Linked DNA regions of Homo sapiens: region 2 is linked to region 1. A link is a loop called in an ENCODE intact Hi-C map of the cell type or tissue named here. Cell type or tissue: A673. All regions are shown on one strand. Links, peaks and the distances in the headings refer to the core of each region. The heading gives the core; the rest is flanking DNA. Region 1 has its middle 64 kb from the start of ATP8B1. Region 2 has its middle 16 kb from the start of ATP8B1.

What was found. Peaks named below come from ENCODE experiments on the same cell type or tissue, not always from the same donor. Only the 100,000 strongest peaks of a DNase experiment are listed, where the experiment ranks them.
Region 2: it touches region 1 in a loop (5-fold over the local background); 5 of 110 quality-filtered maps call a loop at or near these places.

The regions. Positions count from the first base shown.
Region 1 is chr18:57,864,494-57,869,876 of GRCh38, reverse strand. No RefSeq gene overlaps it. Among named protein-coding and RNA genes, the nearest start is that of ATP8B1, 64 kb to the right of the region's middle. In A673, for the core only: no CTCF peak of the experiment used is centred there; no DNase peak of the experiment used is centred there.
Region 2 is chr18:57,816,945-57,822,327 of GRCh38, reverse strand. No RefSeq gene overlaps it. Among named protein-coding and RNA genes, the nearest start is that of ATP8B1, 16 kb to the right of the region's middle. In A673, for the core only: no CTCF peak of the experiment used is centred there; a DNase peak (open chromatin) is centred at 2,127.

The DNA of each region.
Region 1 (5,383 bases), core at 314-5,313:
TATGAGACAGAGTCTCACTTTGTCACCCAGGCTGGAGTGCAGTGGTGCAACCAGAGCTCACTGTAACCTGTAACTCTTGGTCTCAAGCAATCCTCCCATCTCAGCCTCCTGAGTAGCTGGGACTATAGGCATAAACCACCACACCCGTTTTTTTTTTTGTTTTTTTTTTTTTTTTAAATAGAGACGGTGAGGGGGTCTTAGTATGTTTCCCAGGCTGGTCTTGAACTCCTGGCCTCAAATGATCCTCCTACCTCAGCTCCCAAAGTGCTGGGATTGCAGGTGTGAGCCACTGGACCTGGTCTCAAATTTATGTCTTGCTTTTTAATTATTGTATTTTATTTTATTTATTTATTTTTTGAAACAGGGTCTTGCTCTGCCACTCAGGATGGAGTGCAGTGATGCAATCATGGCTCACTTAGGGTAACAGAAGCAATTTTTCACATAGTTTCAAACTCTGTCAAATCCTTTTAAGTGGTCACACAATATTTCATTGAGTTGACATGCCAAAGATTATTTAACCATTCTCCAATTACCTAACAGGTCTCTAATTGAGCTGTCATTGTTGTTCTTTGCTCTAGTATGAATAATGGTGCAATAAACAAAACTGTTCATAAAGGATTTCTTTTTAAAAATATTTTTGATTATTTCCTTAGGATAATATCCCAAAAATGGAGTTATCAGGTCAAAGCATTTTGCTAAATTGATTCAAGGAGTAGATTTTAGTATTTGTAAGACAGTTTTTAGTGACTTCTTTGCAGAGGTATAAATTCCTTTCAAACAACTACTGGCCATAGATAAACTGGAATGAAAGGAAATTTTTTTTTTTTCATATGGGGTGGGGGAATTCCCACTGGGAGTAAGTTTCAGAAACTTGAGTTCTCTGTCATTGGAAATATTTAAGTCCTCCTCACATCCTCATGGGCTTTCCACTGAATGGAAGTGACTCCCTGCCTAGGTGAGAGGGTGGTCTACTTCACTGTTTTCCTAACCAGTTTCTCATCAGAATCACTTAAAGAGCTTTTGAAAGTTAGACTCTAGATTCTGGGGCTCCACCCCAAACCTGCTGATTGATCCTCTACAGTGGCTTTTGGAAACCACAGAGCTACCTGCTCCTCCCGCCATGATTCCAACATCTCCTCTAACTACAATTCCATGATGTTGAGAGTCTTCAGATACAGTTGAGGTTAGAGAGAATGAAGTTCCTGACCAACGAAGAACTTCTCCCTTCATCTAACAACTGTTACATACCTTGAAGGGCACCCAGGAAAAGGTGCACAAAGATATTCTGCTTCTGCCATGGATCCTGACCCTGTGTGGACATCTCACCTGTTCCACTCCTGTTTTCTTATCTAAATGAACTGGGAATTTGCAGCAAGAGCTGCAGAGCCACAGCATGGATGATCCTGGAACTCTCACCACTGAAATTCCTTACCTTGTCTCCATACCATACCTTTAGCTTCAGGCCTAGTTCAGGGAAGTCAAACTCACCAGGCTCTCATGCTCTCTTCAGAAGCAGTGTGCAGGGAATGAGCCCCACAAGAGGTGTGGGCAAGTTCTAGTCTTCAGCTTCCTCAAGCACACAATAGTACATTTGGTCCGAATATTCTCTAAGGAAACTCCAAGAGCTAAACTTCATGGGTCAGTATGTTTTTTAAGTGATTGTGCCCAACAACATTGTATAGTATCAAAAGCAAAACACTTGCGTATTCTGCCACACCTTAGAAAACTGCTGGTGAAAATGTGTTTCATTTAAAATATCACCAAATTGTATGCACACTAATGACAGTTTTGTAAAATTATGTATTATCGTTCAAGATTATAAAGGAACATGGAGCTATCAGAACTTTTTGTGCTGGGGACAGGCACAGTGGCTCACGCCCGTAATCCCAGCACTTTGGGAGGCGGAGGCAGGGGGATCACTTGAGGTCAGGAGTTCGAGACCAGCCTGGCCAACACAGTGAAACCCTGTCTCTACTAAAAACATAAAAATTAGCCTGGCGTGGAGGCACACACCTGTAAATTCCAGCTACTTAGGAGGCTGAAGCACCATCATCACTTGAACCCTGCAGGTAGAGTTTGCAGTGAGCCAAGATTGTGATGCTTTCATTACAGCCTGGGCGACAGAGCAAGACTCTGTCGCAAAAATAATAATAATAGTAATAATAATAATAATAATAATAATAATAAAAGAAAAGTTTTATGAAGCATGAATGTCCGTTATAATTGCCTCTCTCTTTTTCTTAAAACTGAATTTTACTTATTCTAGGACTCTTTTTCAATATTTCCTTCAATATTAATAGCCATAAAAGTTGTCAAAGGAATGTTTTCTGGTTGTGGACTGAGAAAAGATGTTCTTAGCAAAAATAAGATTATTAGTAGTAGACAGTCAAGGATTTATCAAAGTTAATTTGTGGGGAGTTTGGATCTTTTCTATACCCCTCAGGGCTTCCTAATTTTGGAAAGACTGGGAATATTTTGAAATGAGCTAGCCAGGCATGGTGGCTCACACCTGTAGTCCGAGCACTTTGGGAGGCTGAGGCAGGTGGATCGCTTGAGGCCAATAGTTTGAGACCAGCCTGGCCAACATGGAGAAACCCTGTCTCTACAAAAAATGCAAAAATTAGCCGGGAATGGTGGAACAAGCCTGTAGTCCCAGCTACTCAGGAGGCTGAGGTGGGAGGATTGCTTGAGCCCAGGAGGCGGAGGTTGCAGTGAGCAGAGTATGCGCCACTACACTCCAGCCTGGGCAATGGAGTGAGACCCTGTCTCAAAAAAAAAGAAATAGGCCGAGCACTGTGGCTCACACCTGTAATCCCAGCACTTTGGGAGGCCGAGGTGGGTGGATCACAAGGTCAGGAGTTTAACACCAGCCTGGCCAATATATGAAACCCCGTCTCTATTAAAAATACAAAAATTAGCTGAGCATGGTGGTGGGCACCTGTAGTCCCAGCTACTTGGGAGGCTGAGACAGGAGAATTGCTTGAACCCGGGAGGCAGAGGTTACATAAGCAGAGATCATGCCACTGCACTCCAGCCTGGGTGACAGAGCGAAACTGTCTCAAAAATAAATAAATAAATAAAAAGAAATAAAAGAAAGCAAGAAAGCAAGCAAGAAAGGGAAGGAAGGATGGATTAAGAGGCTAAACTTATTATTTGGCATGAATATTTTATTCTGCCTAAATTTTTTAAATTGATAAATAATAGTTGTCTATATTTGGGGGGTACATGTGATATCCTTATACTTGTATATAGTGCAGTCTGTATATTTTTGTGTTCTCAGTGTTAAGAAAAGCATAGGACTCAGTAAATATTTGCTGAATAAACGAATATTTATTTATTTGCAAATAAGCAAATACCTGAATGAACACATGGATAGCTTTTATGGAAATGTATAAATCCAGTGTCTGGCAGAACTTTATGAGCTTTGCGATCATTAGCAAATAGTCATTTTTTCCGAATTTCACTTTTCACCTATACAATGGGAAGAGGCTGAACATAACACAGAGTTGTTATAGAGTTCAAAGACGGGGATGCAGTGTCTGGCATCCTGTCTGCTCTAAGGGCTTTTCCTTCACATTGAAAATTTTAAATCAGGGCCAGGCACAGTGGCTCATGCCTGTAATCCCAGCACTTTGGGAAGCCAAGGCAGGTGGATCACCTGAGGTCAGGAGTTCAAGACCAGCCTGGCCAACATGGTGAAATCCTGTCTCTACTAAAAATACAAAAAAAATTAGCCAGATGGGATGGCAGGGGCATCCCAGCTACTTGGGAGGCTGAGGCGGGGGAATCACCGGAACCCAGGAGGCAGAGGTTGCAGTGAGCCGAGATTCCACCACTGCACTCCAGCCTGGGCGACAGAGCAAGACTCTGTCTCAAAAAAATACAAAAAATAAAAAATAAAATTTTAAATCATTTATTTTTATAAGAGAAGGGGGATCTAGGTTTTTATTTGTCCCTAACCAACTTTGTCACGTCGACTCCTATACATATTGGAGTTTTTGGCATTTTGGTAGGAATTCTTTTTCTTTTTCTTTTTTCTTTTTTTTTTTTAGATAGGGCCTTGCTCTGTTGCCCATGTTAGAGTGCAGTGGTGAGATCACAGCTTATTGCAGCCTCAACCTCCCAGGCTCAAGCCGTCCTTCCACCTCAGTCTCTTGGGTAGCTGGGACCATAAGCGTCAGCCACCAAAATCAGCTAGTTTTTAATTTTTTTTAGTAGAGGCGAGGTTATGATATATTGCCCAGGTTGGCCTCAAACTCCTGAACTCTAGCGATCTGCCTGCCTTGGCCTCCCAAAGTGTTGGGATTACAGTTGTGAGCCACCGTGTCCTGCTCTTTTAAATTCTGAAATGAAGCCAAACCTCACAGTAATGCAGAACTCTATATTTCTTATGAGCCTCCTACATGCTAAAAACTTGATAATCTAGAATCATTGGGGAATAAACTACTCCAGAATTGTGTCTAGTTTTCTATATAAGTCAGAATTGCACAGGTTGGGATGAGAAGCCTATATTTTTTCCTCTCTCTCTCCAGGGAATTCAGAGGCAGAGCCATGCTTGGGAACTCCTGGTGTAACTTTTCATTTCACAGGCGAGGACATGGAAAGACTTGCCCACGATGGTCAAGGCTGCAAGCTGTTCTTGACCCTTGCTCTTCTAGCAGACTCACTAGATCCTTCAGCCAGTTTATCATTTGAATGCACGTTTCCACCCTGCTTCTTGTACTTTCCTGTGATTTTGTCCCCAGCGCTGTTGTAGAAAGTCTGTACTAAGAAGGCGAGACAGTCCTCCTAGCACAAAGGCCACCAGCGTCATTCATTTTGGGCTGGTCTTTGGGTCATGCAAATCCTGCCATTGGCTCCTAGCCAATAGTTAAATTCTACAAAGACAAGCCAGCACCTACACACTGGCCCAGGAAGCTGGGCTAATCCTTTCCCTCTGCCCATGCAAACTGGAGCTGTGGGTCAGCCACAGGTATTGTGAGAGCTTCTAGAGACCAACCAGGCAGCTCAGCATGGTGGTGATGAACCTGGATCTGGAGCTGGGCTTCTGGGCCCACGTTCCATCTCCCATATTCACTGTATCCCCTCAGGCAAATACCTTCCTCTTGAAATGAGGATAATAATATTACCCACCTCATAGGTTTGTTATGAGGATTACACGGGCTAATATTTGTAAAGAGCCTTGGCATGTAGCAGGGACTAGCTAAGTGCTGGATAAGTAATTTATTAAACATGTTTCAAAGCACTTTCCACCTGTCTTGATAATGGGCCTCTGATGCCTCTTAGAGGAATGAGTGATTAGACCCTGCCAAAACACATTCAGCTTTTTTATTTTTTATTTATTTATTTTTTGAGACAAAGTCTCACTTTGTCCCCTAGGCTG
Region 2 (5,383 bases), core at 132-5,131, 47 kb after region 1:
GCCTCCTGAGTAGCTGGGATTATAGGTGTGCATCACCGCATCTAGCTAATTTTGATATTTTTAGTAGAGACAACATTTCACCATGTTGACCATGCTGGTCTCAAACTCCTGGCCTCAAATGCTCTTCCCACCTTGGCCTCCCAAAGTGCTGGAATTAGTGGCATGAGCCACCACACCTGGCCTAAGTCATTTGCATTTCTTTCTTTCTTTCCTTCCTTCCTTCCTTCTTTTGAGACAGCGTCTGGCTCTGTCTCCCAGGTTGGAGTGCAGTGGCTTGATCTCAGCTCACTGCAATCTCTGCCTCCTGCTCTCAAGCCATCTTCCCACCTCAGCCTCCTAAGTAGCTGGGATTACAGGCACATGCCACCACATCTGGCTAATTTTTATATATATATATATATTTGTTGTAGAGATGGGGTTTCGCTGTGTTGCCCAGGCTAGTCTTGAACTCCTGAGCTCAAGCAGTCTGCCAGCCTCGACCTCCCAAAGTGCTGGGATTGCAGCCATGAGCCCCCGCATCTGGCCAAGATGCCGCATGTCTAACAAGCTTCCAACTGCTGCTGCTCCTGGTCCAGGGACCATACTTTGAGGAACAAGCCTCAAGAAGGTAGGTGGCAGGCCAAATTGCAATTGATGAACAAGTAGCAGGATAGCAGGCAAGACTTTGAGAAGCATCTTCAGCACATTATTTTTTTATTGTGGGAAAATATACACAACACAAAATTTACCATCACAACCATTATTATTATTATTTTTTAATTTGAGATGGAGTTTTGCTCTTGTTGCCCAGGGTGGAGTGCAATGGTGCAGTCTTGGCTCACTGCAATCTCCACTTCCCAGGTTCAAGCTCCTGCCTCAGTCTCCCAAGTAGCTGGGATTACAGGCGCCCACCACTACACCCAGCTAATTTTTATATTTTTAGTAGAGACGAGGTTTCATCATGTTGGCCAGGCTGGTCTCGAACTCCTGACCTCAGGTGATCCATTCGCCTTGGCCTCCCAAAGTGCTGGGATTACAGGTGTGAGCCACTGCACTGGGCCTCATCTTAACCATTTTTAAGTATACAGTTCAATGACATTAAGTACAATCATGATTGTGCAACCATCACCACCATCCACCTCCAGAAATTTTTCATCTTCCCAAACAACAACTCTGTCCCCATTAAACACGAACTCCCTCTAACCCCTCTCTCTAGCCCAGCAGTCCCCAGTCTTTTTGGCACCAAGGACTGGTTTTGTGGAGGACAATTTTTCCACAAACCAGGGTGGGGGATGGTTTTGGGATGATTCAAGTGCATTACATTTATTGTGCACTTTGTTTCTATTATTATTACATTGTAATATATAATGAAATAATTATACAGCTCACCATAATGTAGAATCAGTGGGAGCCCTGAGCTTGTTTTCCTGCAACTAGATGGTCCCATCTGGGGGTGATGGGAGACAGTGACAGATCATCACTCTCATAAGGAGTGAACAACCTAGATCCCTTGCCTGTGCAGTTCACAGTAGGGTTTGTGGTCCTGTGAGAATCTAATGCTGCAGCTGATCTGACAGGAGGCGGAGCTCAGGCAGTAATGTGAGTGAGACTGGTACTGGTCTGTGGCCTGGGGGCTGGGGGCCTCTGCTCTAGCCTCTGGCAAACACCATTCTACATTCTGTCTCTATGAATTTAACTATTCTAGGGACCTCACAAAAGTGGAATTGTACAGTATTTATCCTTTTGCGACTGGCTTGTTTTACTTAGCATCATGTTCTCAAGGTTCATTCACATGTCAGAATTTCCTACCTGTTTAAGGCTGAATAATATTTCATTGTATACATAGATGCATTATTTTTGAGCAAATTTATCTCTGTAAGAAAAGTGATCAGCTGTTTTGATTATAAAAGAACATACCCAGGGTGCTTCAGAGCAAAGGGAATCTATTAAACAACACCAAAGTCACTTCCCTAAATGGGCTGTCCTTTGTAATATGAAGATGACCTCCTTCTAGGGGTTCTGATCCGCCATCCTTTTCCCGTTCAACGTCAGTCAGGAAGTTCCTGGTTATCAATGGCATAACACGTTAGTTAGCAAGTAGTCAGCTGCTGCACTGTGATGATGAAGCTCAAAGCTAAGCTGCTGGAATAGGGCCAGAGGGATGAGGTCACCAGTGAGCCTGGCTCTCATGCTCTCAGGTGACCTCAAAGTGACAGAGAAGCTTTCGGTGGAAACACCTCAGTGACAACTCTGGGGACAGCACTGGTAATCAGTTTTTCCTGGTAGAGGTACTGCCGCCTCAGAAAAAGGAGGAAAAATAAATCCCCCAAAGGAAACGAACAAGGAGTTCTTTGCTGGACTAAAATGAAAAGGTTGACACCCAAAAATAAAACAATGTGAGAACATTCCAAAGGAAATACCCGGTCTGCATTTAGAAACATGAGAACTTACTTCCAGCAAGCCAGTAAGAACCAAACTGACCACCTGTGGGGAGTTTTTTTTTTTTTTTTATGAGTCTCAAATATAAGGAAGCTTTCCCCAAGGTCCAATCCTGATACAATCTCACCACGATCCCTGCAGTCTGGGGTTGACTTCTTCCTTGGAGCATAAACTTTTTCCCTGTTGCTCTTTTTCTGTGCTTACTTGGCATTTGTGAAGAAGGACTTATCTAGTTAGCGCTTGAACAGGAGGGAATTTTCTGCTCTGTATTCCAGAAACAGCCTGGCAGGATCTTAGATCTGAGAATTCAATGGGTCTGGGATGGAATGCTTCCTCTGCTACTCAGTATCTTTAGACAAGTTATTTATTTATACTACCACAGTTTCATTTATCTCATTGGTAAAATGAAGCTGAAGATAACTTCCACATAGGATTATCATAACGATGACACAAGATAGTCTTTATAAAAGTGTCTGGTCAATTTTCAAAAAAAGACATTTATGCAACCAACAAACACATGAAAAACAGCTCAACATCACTGACCATTAGAGAAACGCAAAAGAAAACCACAATGAGATACCATCTCACACCAGTCAGAATGGTAATTGTTAACAAATCAAGAAACAACAGATGCTGGCGAGGCTGTGGAGAGATAGGAACACTTTTGTATTCTTGGTGGGGAAGTAAATTAGTTCAACCATTGTGGAAGACAGTGTGGTGAGTCCTCAAAGACTTAGAACTAGAAATACCATTTGACCCAGCAATCCCATTACTGGGTATATACCAAAAGGAATATAAATCATTCTATTATAAAGATACATGTGTGCATATGTTCACTGCAGCACTATTCACAATAGCAAAGACATGGAATCAACCCAAATGCCCATCAATGATAGACTGGATAAAGAAAATGTGGTACATATACACCATGGAATACTATGCAGCCATAAAAAGGAACGAGATCATGTCCTTTGCAGGGACATGGATGGAGCTGGAAGCCATTATCCTCAGCAAACTAACGCAGGAACAGAAAACCAAACACTGGGTGTTCTCACTTATAAGTGGGAGCTGAATAAAGAGAACACATGGACACAGAGGGGAACAACACACACCAGGGCCTGGTGGTGGGGCAGCAGTGCTGGGGCTTGGGGTGGGGGGGCAGGAGGAAGGAGATCATCATGGTAAATAGCGAATGCATGCTGGGCTTAATACCTAAGTGATGCGTTAACAGGTGCAGCAAACCACCATGGCACACATTTACCTATGTAACAAACCTGCACGTCCTGCACATGTATCCTGGAATTTAAAATAAAATTTTAAAAAACTAAAAAAATTAATCAATAAAAGTGTCTGGTTACAGGGCACACTATAAATGTTGGTATGGATGTCCTTTCTGTATTTCTAATCCAGGCACTGTTAGGTAGAGGGAAACCAATGATGAGCATAAGTAGACAATGCCCACCCTCAAAGAGCTTCCAGTGTAGAAGGGAGACAGAGTGGGAAAGGAACAGAGTGATATGAGAATTATGAGAGCTATGATGAGGCTCCTTTGGCAAAGGTTTCTCCTGGAAGAGACCACTGACCTGCAGCCTGGAAGGTAAACTGGCCTTAACCAGGTGAGCGATAAGGCCTGTTCCAGGCCAAGGCCTCAAGGTGGCAAGTGACAGTGTTTGAGAGAAGACAGGATAGCTGAAGCCAAAAGAGAGAAGTTGAAACAGAGTGGAGGGAAGTGCCAGACTGGGCAGAGTGTTGATAGCCATGCCAGGTAGCTTTGTCTTTATTCTAAGATCACGGGAAGTCCTTGGGGGCGGGCAGTCACTGTTGAAGGCTAACATTTCACTTTTGGAAAGCTCCTTGGTCCCAGAGACAGACGGTGGCAGACCGGGATGGTGATGATAGAGATGGAGACAAGAAGATGGATTGGGAGCTTTGGGGGCCATAAAACCATGGGTTTCACATGGTATTTGCTCTAGACGCATTTGGAGAATAAATTGACGAATAGGATTGATGACTGACCCAGACATCAGTCTGAGACACAGGAAAAGTGGTGTGTGTATAATTTGGCTATAACCAGGAATGAAGGAGTGTGCACAGCTTGAATGAGCCCCAAAAACATTCTGCTGCGTGGAAGACATCAGTGACAGTGACAAAGGACCATGTAAGTGATTCCATTTCTATGAGATGTTAAGAATAGGCAAAAACTATTGAGATAAAGGAAATCAGTGGTTGCCAGGGTTGGGGAAATTGAGGGGTGACAGCCAAAGGGTATGGGGTTTCCTCCTGAAGCGATGAAAATGTTTTAAAATTGATTGTGGTGATCATTGAGCAACCCTACGAATATACTAAAATCCATTGAATTGCACATTTTAGATAGGTGAATTGTGTGGTATATAAATTACCTCTTTCTCTCTTTTTTTAGCTATGTCCTACGGGAAGGAATAAATTATATCTCAATGAAACTGTTACCAAAATAAGTCACATGGGGAGAAGAGTGTGAGAAGAAGGCTCATGGTCATGGGTACTGCTGCTCACTGCCTGAATAGTCCAGTGGGCCTGACCCCCAGGGTGGTGAGGTGGGTATTTCCTAACTCAGCATCCTCCCTGGCCCTTAATCCCACTCCCTGATGTTGGCCCTGACTCCTTCCAGAGCAAATGAGATGGTTCTGTCTTCAGACTTCCAGGAAAGGAAAAGAGAGGACAGTGTATTCTTTTTTTTTAAATTAATTAATTAATTAATTAACTAATTCTTTTTTTTGAGACAGAGTCTCGCTCTGTCACCCAGGCTGGAGGGCAATGGCGTGATCTTGGCTCACTCTGACCCCCACCTCCCAGCTTCAAGTGATTCTCCTGCCTCAGCCTCCCGAGTAGCTGGGATTATAGGCATGTGCCACCATGCCTGGCTGACTGTTTTTGTATTTTTTAGTAGAGATGGGGTTTCGCCATATTGGCCAGGCTGGTCTCGAAC